Regions from separate parts of the Homo sapiens genome. Here regions 2 and 3 are each linked to region 1. The links are chromatin loops, found by intact Hi-C in ENCODE. Cell type or tissue: dorsolateral prefrontal cortex. All regions are shown on one strand.

Region 1 (5,000 bases):
AGTGGGACCTTGCCCTATACTCCCTCAAGGAAGCCCTTTCACCTTTCTGGCCGCTGACATTGATGAGGGGATCAAGGCAAGGCCAGGCGCTCCTGCTGGCCCAGGAAGGAGGGGAGACAGGCACGCACCTTCTGGGCGGTGGCTTCCTTTTGTATTTGACTCTGCCGCAACTTTTTCAACAACACGAGTTTTGCTTCTTCTAACCTCAATTCTTCCTTCAGCTGCTTGATCATCCTTTCTCGTTCTTCAGGACTGCTTTTCTGCAGGGGCGAGAGGAACAGGGTTGAGAGGGAGCGTCCTTGGTGAGGAGCAGAGGCCCTGCCATCACTAGCTCCACCTGAGGGTGTCATGAGTAGGAAGGGCACAGTGGGGCTCCGGCGGCAGCGCCAACACGTGGCTCACCATGAGGGCCTCGGTGCTAGTCTCCTTCAAGGCCACCGTGGTCAGCCCATTCACTCTCGGGCTCGAGGGCTGCTCGTTGTCGGAGAGCACAATCACGTCAGGTGAGGGGGGTCTCCTCTCGGACTTCATGTCACTGTGGGGTGGAGACAGTAGTGACCAGAGCGCCCTTGACAGCTGGACCCAGTGCCCACCCCTGTGGACACATGGCAGGGAGCTGAGACCTCCCCGTCTGTTCCCTGTCTGCCCTGCATCCTCCACATCCCCTGCCCTGCCCCATGGCTCCCAGGCTGCCTCCTTCTTCTTACCCACACGTCATAGGGCACCCAATCCCAGTGCCCAGGTGGGCACCCTGATGGTAGGGACTTCATGCCTGCCGCCATGTCGCCAGGGCTGAGGGTGCGTATGCCCCTGAGCATGACATGGTGACTTTGGAAAACATGGCTGCTCCCTCTACCGTGTGCCTCGGATCAGGTAAACACTCGGCTCGGGATCCTGGGGCCCTGCTCAGTGTTAGCCATTGTGGGGGCTTGAGCATGCTGGGTCTGATGGCATGTGTGTGCCTCGCCACCAGCCCGCAGCCCCTGGCCATGGTGGAAACCCCTTGAAGGGGAGCCCAGCTCCCTGCGTGAACCAGATTTTCTTCTCTCCACTCAGGCAGGCCAAAGCCCTCACACCTGGCAGCCAACCTGTCCCCAGAAGACCGAGGGGTGTATCCACAGGCTGCCAGCTTGCTCACAAGGTGGCACCAGGTGCTAGATGGCCCTTCTTGGGCCCCACATGGCGGCAGTGGCTGTCTGTTTTGAAACTGACTAGGACACAAGTTCTCTCAAAGACCAGAGACTCTTCACCTGCCTGATCTACTCATGGACTGGTTTCTGGCTGGCTGCCTCCAGCCCCACGTGGATGCCAAGGTCATTCTGCCTGTTACCCTGCTGCCCACTCCGTAAGTCCCAGCTCAAAACTGCAACATGAGACAGTTCTCATGATTCCAGCCCCCACACCTTTTTCTTTCTAATGAATTTGCCACGGTCTGGGGAGCTCACTTCCACCTGTGAACTTGACCTAAGGCCTGTTCCTCCCCTTTTCACCGTCGGCCCACGGCATCTCACTACCAGTTGGGAAGCACCAGGGGACAATCGGGGAAGTACTTGCAGGCTTTCCTCTTTTGTTATTTTGTCAAAGTATGGTCACAAACGTCTAAGAGTGTGGCTGATGAGCTGCTGTTATTCATCAGAACTGGGAAACAGTGAATATCCATTCTGTGCTAACTGCAGGCCAGGCTCCGAGACAAGTGCTCAAGGCACCCCAAGTCATTTGACCCAGGCAGGAACACACTAGTCTGATTTTCCCTTTCCTGTGAACGATCCTCTAGGATGTATGTGTACAGCTGACACTACTGAAGGCGCAAGGCTGAACACCTGCTGTGGTGTCGCTGACCCAACGCAAGTCCCAAAGATGGCACTTTGTCCCCAACCAAGCAGCTCCATTTGCTGACGGCACAAGGCAAACTGTCCCTGATGATCTGGGTTCATTGTATTCTCTTTCTTCTTTTTTGAGATGGAGTCTTGCTCTGTCGCCCAGGCTGGAGTGCCGTAGTGCAATCTCGGCTCACTGCAACCTCCACCTCCCCGGTTCAGGTGATTCTCCTGCCTCAGCCTCCTGAGTAGCTGGATTACAGGCATGCACCATCATGCCGGGCTAATTTTTTTTTTGTATTTTTGTACAGACAGGGTTTCACCATGCTGGCCAGGGTGGTCTTGAACTCCTGACCTCAGATGATCCGCCCGCCTCGGCCTCATTGTACATTCATCGAAGTGAATCAAGTCCATTTTTTTTGTCAGCAGGAAAACCAGCCAAGGACAGACACGTCCTCTAGGTGGCACTGTGACCCAGAGAACAAACTCGGACAAAGTTAACTGGTTGCCGCAGCTCAAAGTTGTCCTGGCTCTTGCTGTGCCAGGGTCTAGTTGATAATTAGACCCCGGCAGGGTTGAGGAGAGTCGCTAGGATGAAGAACCTGACTCTGCTCTAGCAGCCCTCGGGACCTCTGAGGTCCCCTCCACACCCATGAGCTGCGTCCTCAGGGAAGGGTAGACACAGAGCACCAGAGGTTAAGGCTTCACCAATGCTACCCTGGACTCGCCAGATGCTGGACTCAGGAACCGCTTTACTTGCTCTCCTCTGGTCCCTCCTAATTCCACCCACCACAGCTACGTGGTGGCTGTACCTGAACGCTGGTCCTAGCCCTGATGAAGCAGCTTCTCACCAGAGACCTGGGCGTGGACAGAAAGGTACGATTTCGAAGTATACAATCCCCCAGGCAAGGGGTTATCAGCCCACATTCTGAAGCCCAGAACCGGGTAGTTTGTTTCTAAAGTAACCCAGGACACCTCACTCAGGTCTTAGCAAACCGCCAGCATGTCTCTCCTTGCTGCCGGCCCCATGCCGCCCAAGATCGACTTTCAAGGTGACCTCAGGGCTCTAATTCCAGGTTCCCTGGACGTGTACACACACTGAGCACCTCAGAGGCAGGCAGTCCCAAGGCTTCAGCACAGAGGTGCAGCAGCTGGCCTCCACCCAGGTGGCCTCCAAAGTGAACAGGGGAGCAGGGGGCCAAGGCAGCATCTTGTATAGAGTTACAGACACAATTCCTGGGCTAGCATGAGCTGAAATGAAATGACAGCCAAGCTCTAAGGGACTTAACCCTTCTTATCATCTTATTGAGGGCGTGTGCTTCTTCCAGAGGTGAGATGTCTAATAAAATTCAAACCTGCCTGAAGGAAGAGGGTAGGCGAGGGGTCCAGACCACCTAGCAGCTGAAGCTGCCTGAGAGGGCTGCTCTGCCCACAGCGCTCCCTGGCCCCATCTTGGCCTGCGACTAATCAATAACTCATCCAAGAGATGATGTCACCACCCATCAATGATCACTCAGCATCCCAGCAGCCAGCAGGGAGTGAACTTCCTGTATGCTAATCAGGCCACCAAAAAGTCATGTGACAAAGGCATTTCCCTCCTTGGTCACATGACCCTTTAACTGTGCCTTCCAACGTGAAAACCATGGCAACGGCCAGTTCCAACCGGTTTGTGACACGCAGCCTTCATTTTGAGAAGGGAGGTAAAGGTTCAGGTACTGTCAGAAAATGGAGGCGCCAGGCTCACCCCAGGGCTGTGGAGCTGCAGGCACTTCCTGTGTGGCGCCAGCCCACAGGGGACTGTTGCTGCACCACAGGCTCCAGTCACCTCTACATACACCGCACACAGCAGGGTCACTGGCCCCTCTAAGTTTCTAAAATGAAAAACTTTGTTAAGCTCACTTTTTAAAGGAGAGAGGCTTTAAGAGTCTCAGTACTTTCTAAAAGAGATCTTTAATTCAGGAAAAAGAGCATGTGGCTCAAAATGATTGCAGGCATTATTTCAGGGAAATATTTAATTATAAAAACTGTCTAAAGTAAACAAAACCAGTGGAAATCTAGCCCAACATGCTGAGAGGGATGGCATCGTGGCCCAGGGACAGCGTCTGCCATTCACTCCACAGCAGCCGTCCCGGGCACCAAGTTTATTTGGAAGTGATGTGATAGTTCAGGACAAATCCCATAAGCCCGTCCTGCCCATCTTGAGAAGCCTTAATGTAAAACGTAGTGATCAAGAGATTTTATGTGACCTACAAAAATCCCTGGAAGCAGGCCAGGCTGTTATCAGCGTAAATGGTCTCACCCGCTCGCTGACACGCACCACCCCCACTCCCTGACCCGCTGGCACTGGCCCTGACCTCACAAGCACAGAAATTCTGTTACCTGCCAGGAACTTCCATAGAATTTCCTGGAGGAGAGGCCGGGATTATAAACTTAAATTGAGACACGATCCCACTTCCACAGCAAAAGGTTATGGCTTTCAGCTGCTCAGCAACCAGCGGCCAGTACGTGGTTAATATTTAGTGTCCCCTCAGCCAGTGCCGGGAAGGAGCTGTCCTTGGAGGCTGGGACCTTTGTGGTTCTCTGAACAGGCCTGCCTGGTATGCAGGAAAGACATACCCCTCTCCCTCATTCATTCATTCATTCATTCCTTACATCTGCTGAGAGCTCATTTAAAAAGCAGGTGCTATAGCAGGCAGTGGGGAGGAACCCCTGGATAAAAGGAATTTCTGTCCTTAGGGTTCAGTCTACCAGGATGGACAGACACAACAGGGGAGCGGCAGGTGGGGGCAAGGCTGTAGGTGGGCTTGGGGCTGGCCCCGTGAATGTCTGACCACCGCTGTCACCGCCATAGCAGCAGGGCAGCTTCTCCGGAACTTGTATAAATGAAGCGTGTCCTCCTTGCCCCAGACCTGCTTGATCAAAGTCTGTATTTCAGCAAGATCCCCCAAGTCTTGCACACACTAGGGAAGTTAGGGATGACCATGACCTGTAGCTCGTGAGGCCTCGGTACAAGAAATCCTCCTCCAGGCTGGCTTGGGGAGACAGGCAGGGCCCAGCAATGCCTTCTCCAGCCACAGAACCATTTCCCACTAGAACCTTTCCTCCTCACCTCTTTCAGGCCTAGCAGGGTGGGCTGCTGGCTGTGTGCAAGGGTGGGATGAGGGCTCTGCTAGAGCCAACACC
Region 2 (5,000 bases), 320 kb after region 1:
TTCGCAGATCTACCCTCCCAACCTGCATTCTGCCTCAAGCAGCAACGCCCACCCCAGGCTCAGGCCACATGGAGAAGCCACCCCTAGTTCCAGTGGTGGATGTGGCACCTCGGCCTGGCCAATCAGAGCTCCCTTGTCCTAGGTTCCTAGTGATTGGTTTGAGATGGACACGTGACCCAATGAGCGACCTTTCCTGGGAGTTCTACCAGGAGCATCAGGAAGGTTGAGCTGGGTGTATGGGAACCAGGCCGGGGCGAGGGGTTCCGGGGGGACCTGAGAACATTGTGTGGAGCCCTGGATCCAACTGTACCTGACACTAGCCAATTTCATTTCTTCAGTTTCATGGACCCCTAAATTATGATTTTTGCCAAAATGGCTTTGAGTCCGTTTCTGCTGCTGTTTGCAGAAGGGCCTGCACTGACCACTGTGAATGCCAAGCCTGGGTGACCAGGCCTCCACAAGTTATGCATCTCCAAGGCCAGCTGTGTGCCAATGCAGTTACCCCAGAATCCCTTGTTCCAGTACAATGTATTAGGGAGGTCAGATAAGAGTTGTTTGGGGTCGAGGCAGGTTCCAGTCACTGCTCTGGGAGGGTCCCTCAGCTTGGCACTGTGGGGTGGTTGATGGAGACGGATGGGAAGAGCAGGGGTGTCCCGAGGGGAGACAGAGGGCATCCTGTTAGGACATCGGGCCTGTCAAGGCATCTGAAGGCCTGGAAAGGGGGTTCAGCCCTACCTCTCCTCCTTCTAGGTCACACTGGGGGGCCTCTGTGCCATTATCCCACCTCTCCACTGTCCTACTCAGCTTAGGAGTGGGGAGGAGCCTAAAGCCACCCCATTTAGGGCACTGATTGGTGTGTGGCCTCCAGAGTCCTTCTCCCTTCTTACCTGCTCTGAAGGCACCTCTCAATGTCCATCTGTCCTTCGTGCGACCATTTCTCCAGCAAACACTGGTATTTGTGAGCCAGCCCTCTTGCTCAGACCTTCAGGACAAACTGGCAGCAGAATGGGATTATTGCCTGCCTCCCAGGACCTGCCTAGGATGTCTGGGGCGCTAGGAGCTAGGGGTGAGGGAGGCAGGTGTGGGGGGCCCCACCAGACCCTTCTAGGGCTCTGAGTCACTCATAGCCCCTGGATGCAACCTCAACCAGCGACTAACAGTCATCTCTCTCTCTTTTTTTTTTGAGCTGGAGCCTCACTCTCGCCCAGGCTGGAGTGCAGTGGCGCGATCTCGGCTCACAATAACCTCTGCCGCCTGGGTTCAAGCCATTCTCCTACCTCAGCCTCCAGAATAGCTGGGATTATAGGCACCTGCCACTGCGCCCAACTAATTTTTGTAGTTTTAGTAGAGACGGGGTTTCACCATCTTGGCCAGACTGGTCTTGAACTCCTGACCTCGTTCTCCCAAAGTGCTGAGATTACAGGTGTGAGCCACCGTGCCCAGCCCAGTCATCTCTTAAAAGGAGTCTAGGCCGGGTGCGGTGGCACACGCTTGTAATCCCAGCACTTTGGGAAGTCAAGACTAGAGGAACCCCTGAGTCCAGGAGTTGGAGACCAGCCTGGCAACATGGAGAGACCCTGTCTCTATAAAAAAACAAAATAGCTGAGCATGGTGGCTCACGCCTGTAATCCCAGCACTTTGGGAGGCTGAGGTGGGCAGATCACCTGAGGTTAGGGGTTCAAGACCAGCCTGACCAATATGGTGAAACCCTGTCTCTACCAAAAATATAAAAAATTAGCCGGGTGTGGTGGTGCGCGCCTCTAATCCCAGCTACTTGGGAAGCTGAGGCAGGAGAATTGCTTGAACCCGGGAGGCAGAGGTTGCAGTGAGCCAAGATGGAGCCACTACACTCTAGCCTGGGTGACAGAGCGAGACTCTGTCTCAAAAAATAATAAATAAATAAATAGATAAAAGGGATCTGATCAAGACTCTGGGTTGTCAGACACCTCGTCACCCCGAGTCCAAGGGCTTGTGGGGGCGCTGGTTAATTTGCATCTCATTTGAATGCTCGATAGCCCTTTTTGCCTGGAGGGCGCCCCGCCCACTCTAGCCGCCAGGGGGCGCAAGAGGCAAAGCGTTGGCGGGAAGTTCAGCCTCCTAGCGGTCATTGTCTGCAGTCCTGGCTGGCCCTGGTGGGCACACTGTGACCCTCCACCCTTTTTCACCCTATATGCCCTCGCTCCCATTTTTCAGAGAGCAAACTGAGGTTCTGAGAGGCCAGAGGGCTCTCAGAACAAGAGCTCGCAGCCTCCCTTGTCAGGGTGGAGAGCAAGGGCACTCCTAGAGCTCACTCAATAGCATTTACTGGCCAGGCGCGGGGGCTCACACCTGTAATCCCAGCGCTTTCGGAGGCCGAGGTGGGCGGATCACTTGACGTCAGGAGTTGGAGACCAGCCTGGCCAACATGATGAAACCTCGTCTCTACTGAAAATACAAAAATTAGCTGGGTGTGGTGCATGCCTGTAATCCCCAGCTACTCTGGAGGCTGAGGCAGGAGAATCGCTTGAGCCCGGGAGGTGGAGGTTGCAGTGAGCCGAGATCACGCCACTGCACTCCAGCGTGGGCGACAGAGGTAGACTCCATTTCAAAAAACACCCAGCTGGGCATGGTGGGTCACGCCTGTAATCCCAGCACTTTGGGAGCCCGAGGCGGGTGGATTACGAGGTCAGGAGATTGAGACCGTCGTGGCCAACATGGTGAAACCCCATCTCTACTAAAAATACAAAAATTAGCTGGCTGTGGTGAGCACCTGTAATCCTAGCTACTCGGGAGGCTGAGGCAGCAGAATGACTTGAACCCGGGAGGTGGAGATTGCAGTGAGCCGAGATTGCGCCACTGCACTCCAGCCTGGCGACAGAGCCAGACTCCGTCTCAAAAAAAAAAAAAAAAAAAATTTAACTCCCGGCAGAACTCCAGAGATAGGCAGCTAGAAGAGAGACAGTGAGCTCTCCGTGCCATGGGGCATCCAAACAGAAGCATAGTGCTCACGAGGCTGGAGATCACCCAGAAAGGATCCCAACCCTGATCTGCAGATGGGGTAAAAGGAGACCCATACAGGGCAGCGACCTGCCCCCTGCTCCGTCCACAGTGGTCAGGACAAGAATCAGACTTCCGCTGGGTTTTTGTCCTTAGCCATTGGTGTGAGTCCTGGTTTTTATTTCAGACCTACTCCTCTGGGTTCCCGGAGAGTCCTGCACACTCAGGCCCCTGGAAAGCCTTTTTTTTTTTTTTTCTTTTCCCTACAGTATCCCTGAACAAGGCTTCTGGGTGCCCCAGGCTTATCCCCCACTCCCTTTCACTGCTTAGACCTTCTTTGAGATTCTCCAGTTCTTCAAGAAACCCATGGAGGCTGTGCGCAATGGCTCATATCCATAATCCTAGCTCTTTTGGAGGCCAAGGCAGGAGGATCGCTTAAGCCCAGGAGTTCGAGACCAGCCTGGGCAACAAGCGAGACACCCAGTGCACCTCAAAAAAAAATTTAAAAATTAGCCAGGTGTGGTAGTGCATTCCTATAGTCCCAGCTACTTGGTAGATGGAAGCGAGAGGATCACTTGAGCCCAGGAGTTCAAGGCTGCAGTGAGCCATGATTGTACCACTGCACTCCAGCCTGGGCAACAGAGCAACTCTGTCTCTAAAAAATGAAAAGAAAGAAACCCGTGGAGACACCCCTTTGGTGCCACCATGCACTGGGCCCGGGCCCAAGGAACCCCCAGGCTGGGGGACACAGAACCAGCCACATACTCTACCCCGCCCCCTGGATCAGTGCTAAGCTGGAAGGAAGGGTGGGGAGGTGGAAGGATCCTAAGTGGTAAGAGGATAGGAAGGCTTTTGGAGGAGGGAACATTGGAGGTGGGCCTTAAGGGCTCCTATTATCCCCACTTCTTCTTTTTTTTTTTTTTTTTTTCTTTTTTGAGACAGAGTCTTGCTCTTGTCACCCAGGCTGGAGTACAGTGGCGTGATCTTGGCTCACTGCAACCTCCACCTCCCGGGTTCAAGCAATTCTCCTGCCTCAGCCTCCTGAGTAGCTGGGATTACAGGTGTGTGCCACCATGCCTGGCTTTTTTTTTTTTCTTTTTTTTTTCGAGACAGAGTCTCGCTCTGTCGCCCAGGTTGGAGTGCAGTGGCACGATCTTGGCTCACTGCAAGCTCCGCCTCCCAGGTTCACGCCATTCTCCTGCCTCAGCCTCCCGAGTAGCTGGGACTACAGGCGCCTGCCACCACGCCTGGCTAATTTTTTGTATTTTCAGTAGAGACGGGGTTTCACCGTGTTAGTGAGGATGGTCTCGATCTCCTGACCTCGGGATCCACCCACCTCGGCCTCCCAAAGTGCTGGGATTACAGGCGTGAGCCACCGCGCCCAGCCTATCCACACTTCTCATATGAGCAAAGAGGCCCCAAGGGGTGCAGTGACCATCCTGAGGTCACACAGTGAGTGGGCGGCACAGCTGGGATGGGGACTCAGGGTTCTTTAACCTCAGGGCCCTCCCTACCTACTGGGTCACACATCCTTATCATGGAAGGTCCTTCAAAGCCTTCTCCTGGGAGAGGGGAGAGAATCTGGAGGAGGGAGACAGCGGGGGCAGCTTCTCCACCTCCCCCAGCCTCCCACCCTAGCCTTCTCCTCCATCCCCCACCCACCACCTCCCCCATCTCCCAGACCTGCTTCCCAGGTCACTCTTCTCCCTCACCACCCACTCTGGACCCTTCTATCCCTTCCTCCTCACAACCTTCCCTTCTACCTTCCAACCTCTTACTCTAGCAACTAAGGGTGTCCCTTCATCTGAGAAGAATGAGGTTAAGACTCTTGGTGGCCCTGCTAGGGGACACAATTAGTGGTTGGGGAAGGTATAGGATAGGAACAGAGGCAAAAGGACACGGGACAGACCATGAATAACAAGATGGTGCCCACCAGAAGGAGGGGGCTGGGGAGTTGGGGTGCATAAGGGCCAGCCCCAGCCAGCTTCGCTCTGCTGGGCTAGCCCTTCCCCCAGAGCTGGCCC
Region 3 (5,000 bases), 440 kb after region 1:
TCCCACACTCAGAACTCAGACCAGCAGCCCAAGGAGGGGGCAGAAACCTTTCTGAAACCCCAGGCAGATCCCCATCCACGCTTCCCCAACTTCTTTCTCCCCAGATCTCTCTATAGGGACTTTTAAAAAAGGAGATTAAGGGTGCGGTGGCTCACACCTGTAATCCCAGCACTTTGGGAGGTGGAGGTGGGTGGATCACCTGAAGTCAGGAGTTCGAGACCAGCCTGGCTAACATGGCAAAACCTTGTCTCTACTAAAAATACAAAAATTAGCTGGGCGTGGTGGCCCATGCCTGTGATCCCAGCTACTCGGGAGACTGAGACAGGAGAATCGCTTGAACCCAGGAGGCAGAGGTTGCAGTGAGCTGAGATGGCGCCACTGCACTCCAGCCTGGGCGACAGAGTGAGACTGTCTCAAAAAAAAAAAAAAAAAACCCACAGAAGGAGATTACGTGTTATAGCTTTCTTTCCAGGGTTTCACCAGAAAGCCCCTCCAAACTACCCCCTCCCCAAAAAAGGAGAGTAAATGCAGAAAAAACAAAGGCAGAGAAGGAGGCAAATGAAGGCAGAATTCAGCACATTTTGCAAGATGAGAAAGAAGTTGGCCCTATGGGGCTCGGCTGTGGGAGGGACAGGGACAGGGATAGGGATAGGGACTGAGCCTTTGCCCCATCACCCACCCGCACACCGCACCTGCTCCCATGCCCTCTCTGCACCTACCTGCACATCCCACACCAGCCTGCCTGCCCCCATCCCCTGCCCTGCCCACCTGCACGCCGGCCTTCTGCGGGTGTGCCTTCATGGCCTGCAGTGCTGCCACAGCCCCGCCACCCTCCACGATGATGCGGCTGTTGTCGGGCTTACGCAGGGCCAGGAAGCACAGGGCCGCGCAGCTCTGCTCACACACCTGCAGGGGCCAGTCACAGAAAGGCTGAGATGCAGCAGATAGACCCCCCACAACATCCTGCCATGGCCACCAACCCCTGGTGAACACCCTGCGGCCTCCCCTCCGTGGGTCTCTGGCAACTCCTGTGTAATAATGGCAGGGTGACAAAAATATCAGCTCAGCTCTTAGGGGTGACAAGGGCAATAGGCCTGGTCAGATCTTTGCAGGGTGCTGGTGGTAACTCCAGGACACCCAAAGTCATGCATACGCAGGTCAGCATTTGAGAGCCAATGCCCACGACCCTCACCAGCCCTGCCCTGGCCCTGCAGGGGAATAGAGCTTCATGCAGATACAGAAACTGAACTGGGACTCCAGCCACCACCCTGCTACTGTGTGTGCCCCCCGAGGTGGGTACCTGGGGGCTGGTCAGATGCTGGGTCATAGCAGCCACGATGGACTCCGTCCCACCAGCACGGACAATAGCATCTTTCACGTCGTCGTTGCCTGCGATGGCTCGCAGGGTGCTCAGCACTTGCTTCACGAGCTCCTGCACAAGGGAAAGGCCCGCTCACCTCCAGCCAGGCCGCTGGTTGTGGGAGAGGGCTCTGAGGGAGAATGTGGGGCTGTTTTGCTGTTTGACCAACAGGTATGGTGTGACTGCAGGGTGTGACTAACGAGAAGGGGTGGCAGATGCCTGTGGCTCAGGCTGCCTGTGTCCAAACGGTACCATCCAGGTGACTTGATCCCCTACCCCGACAGGGGCAGCGGGGGCATGTGACTCAGGCCGGCCTTCAGAGCACAGGGTCCCCCTGTCCACGGCCACAGACCCAGGGTAGGCGCTAACTGCCCTGCACTGAGGACAGTGGATGAGGTGCTACTGGGACTGCTGATCCCCCGATGGAGAACCTGAGGACCCTGCCCCCAACTGCCCAGGAGTACAGGGCAAAATGTATCCCTTCATTTGCTGAAGTTGGTTCCCATTCAGCTCCTGGCCACTTGCACAGAAAGAGGCTGGCTGACGTCAACAGCTGGGCTTGGGGGCGCAGGACCGTGGCACCCCTGGGGGCTTTCCTGCAGCTGCAGCTGGATAGGGAGGCACCTGTTGATTGGCTCCCTGCTGTGGATGGGCACATGGAGAAGGGCTCAATAATCGGCTGCTAAACGGAGTAATGAGTAGGGACACTGCTCTATTCTGTAGCTAGGGAAACTGAGGCAGAGGTGCGGGAACTAACCCAAGTATCCCAGCCTTGGCCGACACACCCCAACCCTATGCTTCCTACCATCCTTTTCCTGGTGCAAAAGGACAATAAGGGAGAGCAGGTGGGTTTGTTTCCCCCCCGACCTTTGGTTCCTGCCCTTGGGTCCGTGAAAAGAAAAACTGCACTTTGGTTCCGACACTGGCAGGCAGGGCTGGCTTGTTCTGACTATAGCTCGTCCGGTTGACTGGGACCCAGAAGGACAGCACGCAATGGGCCAGGGGGACTTCATACCTGAACGCCGCTCTGGTCCCTCATCTGGTGGTCATTGCAGTCGGCTAGCAGGGACACCAGAATGCTCAGGCCCCCGAGGTCGACGACCTCCTGGCAGAACTCGTTGCGAATGGCCAGGCGGGACAGGGTTCCACAGAGCTCGCTCAGGATGCCAGGGTTATCCAGGAACGCTGCAGGGAGAAAGGGAGACGGTGGTGGGGGCGGGAAGAACCAGCCGCAGGGCCCTCTGTTTTGGTGGAGATCCTGCTCCACTGGAAGAGTCCAGCCCTTCTGCCTATTGGAGTGGCCACGGGCACCAGGAAGGCCCCAGGGAACACCAGGGGCTACCTGGGCCTGCAGTGCCCCCTGCTGGCTGCTGGGAAGACTTAAGAATGTGCCCCCCAACCCGCTTCCTTCCATCATGCCCCAAATAAATTCCATACCAACTCATGGTCTCACCTAAAAAAAGAAAACTATAATAGTGCAAAAAAAAAAAAAGACATCTGAAGACTATTTTTATGATCATGGGGTAGGAATGGCTTCTCTAAGTGCAACAGGAAACTCCAGAACCATAGAGGGACACATACGGACTGGGCTGACGTGGCCAAAACTGAACACAGGAGCCGCAGATGGAGCCCAGAGGCGCTGCACCAGGAAGCAGGTGCCGGCACTCACGCCAAGAGGGCGAAGATCCTGCACCTACACAGGGCTGCGACGGTCAGTTCCTGTGACCACCTGTAGCCCTCTGCAGTTCCACCCAATGCCAATCTAGGTGTTGCCGTGGAGGTATTCTGTCCACATGGTTACCATCCACAATCAGCTATCTATTATTATTATTATTATTATTAATTTTTTTGAGACAGAGTCTCGCTTTGTCACCAAGGCTGGAGTGCAGTGGCGTGATCTTGGCTCACCACAATTTCTCCTTCCTAGGCTCAAGAGATCCTTGTGCCTCAGCCTCTCAAGTAACTGGGATTACAGGTGCCCACCACCACGCCCAGCAATTTTTGTATTTTTAGTAGAAACAGGGTTTCATCATGTTGCCCAGGCTGGTCTTGAACTCCTGGGCCCAAACAATCCTTCTACCTCAGCCTCCCAAAGTGCTGACATTACAGGCATGAGCCACCATGCCCAGCCCAGTTGCCTTTAAGTAGAGGAGATGACCTTGAACAATGTGAATGGGACTCATTCCATCAGCTGAAGTCCTTAGAAGGAAACTGAGGTGTTTCCCCGAAAAGGGGACTGCCTGGGGGTTTCCAGCCTGCCCTATGGAGTACAGACTTGCCATAATTGCATGATCCCATTCCTTACCAAAAAGTCTCTTCATATATACATATCCTGTCTCTGGCAGAAACCTAACTGATTGGAGCTCCTATAAATAAAACAGGAAAGATGTGAGCTACCTCCTGGAAAAGCAGCCTGACTTTGCAGAAGGTCGGGACTCATTTTCAGCCTTGCTGGAGGTGTGGAAGGGAGACTGAGGTGGGCCCATCTCCTCAGCAGACAGAGCCAGAACCCCCACACAGGCCTGGCCACAGAACCAGAGTGACGGGGCAGGCAAGAAAGGGGAACTCATCCTCCTAACACCTTCTGTGTGTCAATCAGGACTTTTCTGGTGGGTTCAGTGGATGGGATGGGGGTAGGGGTTAAGACAGAAGCTTTAGGGTCTGACGGTCAGCACTGTGACCTCCCAGGGCTGGCTCACCATGGTCACCCTGGAGCCAGACACATGAATATGCCTAAGGATTTGTGGCTGAATATGATCAAGCGTGTACACATCCAGCTGAGACTGCCATGGTGCATGCCAGCCAGCCCCCCCGAGTCCTCTTATTTCCCTCTGGGGAGGTCCCCCTTCCCCACTCTCAGCCCCTGGAGTTGGACACAGCAAGCCCCTTCCCCAGACAGCTCCAGAGATGGGATTGTGGCCTGCTCCTGGCCCCTGAGTGCTGGCCTGGAATTCTCCTGGAGCCACTAGAAAACATGGGGAGACTCTTCACGAGGGCTGCCATGCAGGCAGGTCTAAGCCGAGGGGCGAGTGGAGCCTTGAGCCTGCCGTGCCTAAAGCAGTCCTGAGCCCTGACCCTCACTCTGGTCACATCTGACCCGCCCACTTTGTTCGCTGGCTCGTGTCGGCCCCCAGCTCTTACCTTTGGTGGCTTCGATGAGCACCTTCAAGCCTTTGTTCTCCTGCACAATCATCTTGGCATGGTTGTGGGCATGGCCAAAGGGCACACGGATGTCGTCATCGAAGGTCATGACACGCAGGGCCCAGCAGGCTTCCCTGACCACGTCAGTGTGGTGGCCATGATGGGTGATGGCACCAGTCAGCAGAGGCAGCACGCCAGCTTTCACCAGGTCTTGCCGATTCTGTTCATGTTTCAGGCAAGCGTGACGCACACAGCGGATCCCAGAGCAGGTCAGGTCAGCCTCATCAGCATTCTGGGTCAGCGTGGCCACTAGGAGCTGCAGGCCCTGGGCATCCAGGAGGTCTGGCTGTCCATCAGTCAGCACCGACAGGGCATTGAGGGACTGGAGCAGAAGGCCCTGGTCACCTGCAGTGGCCAGCTTCCAGGCAGTGAAGATGATGGGGTAGGCCCCCTTCTGGGCCGCGAGGAAGCGGCAGGCCTTGTCCTGTTTGCACTGGTC

The links. A loop is a pair of places that touch in the nucleus more often than their neighbours do. Peaks named below come from ENCODE experiments on the same cell type or tissue, not always from the same donor. Only the 100,000 strongest peaks of a DNase experiment are listed, where the experiment ranks them.
Region 2: it touches region 1 in a loop (2.4-fold over the local background); 6 of 110 quality-filtered maps call a loop at or near these places.
Region 3: a loop joins it to region 1, with 2.8 times the contacts of the local background. A loop is called at or near these places in 4 of 110 quality-filtered maps.

What each region holds. Positions count from the first base shown.
Region 1 is chr19:19,487,841-19,492,840 of GRCh38, reverse strand. GATAD2A (GATA zinc finger domain containing 2A) reads right to left here. Exons shown (of 12, transcript NM_001384528.1): 3 at 403-535; 4 at 129-260. Among named protein-coding and RNA genes, the nearest start is that of TSSK6, 25 kb to the left of the region's middle. RefSeq lists enhancers at 31-1,230, 2,147-2,441, 2,291-2,540, 3,299-3,578, 3,098-3,881 and 2 more. In dorsolateral prefrontal cortex, CTCF peaks have their summits at 2,072 and 2,279 (motif pointing right); DNase peaks (open chromatin) are centred at 2,270 and 3,460; H3K4me3 peaks cover 920 bases; H3K27ac peaks cover 2,719 bases.
Region 2 is chr19:19,172,279-19,177,278 of GRCh38, reverse strand. All of the region lies in intron 5 of BORCS8-MEF2B (BORCS8-MEF2B readthrough), which reads left to right. BORCS8 (BLOC-1 related complex subunit 8) reads left to right here. Exons shown (of 6, transcript NM_001145784.2): 6 at 1-373. Among named protein-coding and RNA genes, the nearest start is that of MEF2B, 4.5 kb to the right of the region's middle. RefSeq lists enhancers at 2,398-2,899, 4,543-5,000. In dorsolateral prefrontal cortex, CTCF peaks have their summits at 1,864 and 2,071 (motif pointing right); a DNase peak (open chromatin) is centred at 2,058.
Region 3 is chr19:19,051,697-19,056,696 of GRCh38, reverse strand. ARMC6 (armadillo repeat containing 6) reads right to left here. Exons shown (of 9, transcript NM_001199196.2): 5 at 4,502-5,000; 6 at 2,376-2,545; 7 at 1,301-1,432; 8 at 769-906. Among named protein-coding and RNA genes, the nearest start is that of SLC25A42, 9.8 kb to the left of the region's middle. RefSeq lists enhancers at 2,618-2,677, 4,441-4,941. In dorsolateral prefrontal cortex, a CTCF peak has its summit at 2,717 (motif pointing left); a DNase peak (open chromatin) is centred at 2,696.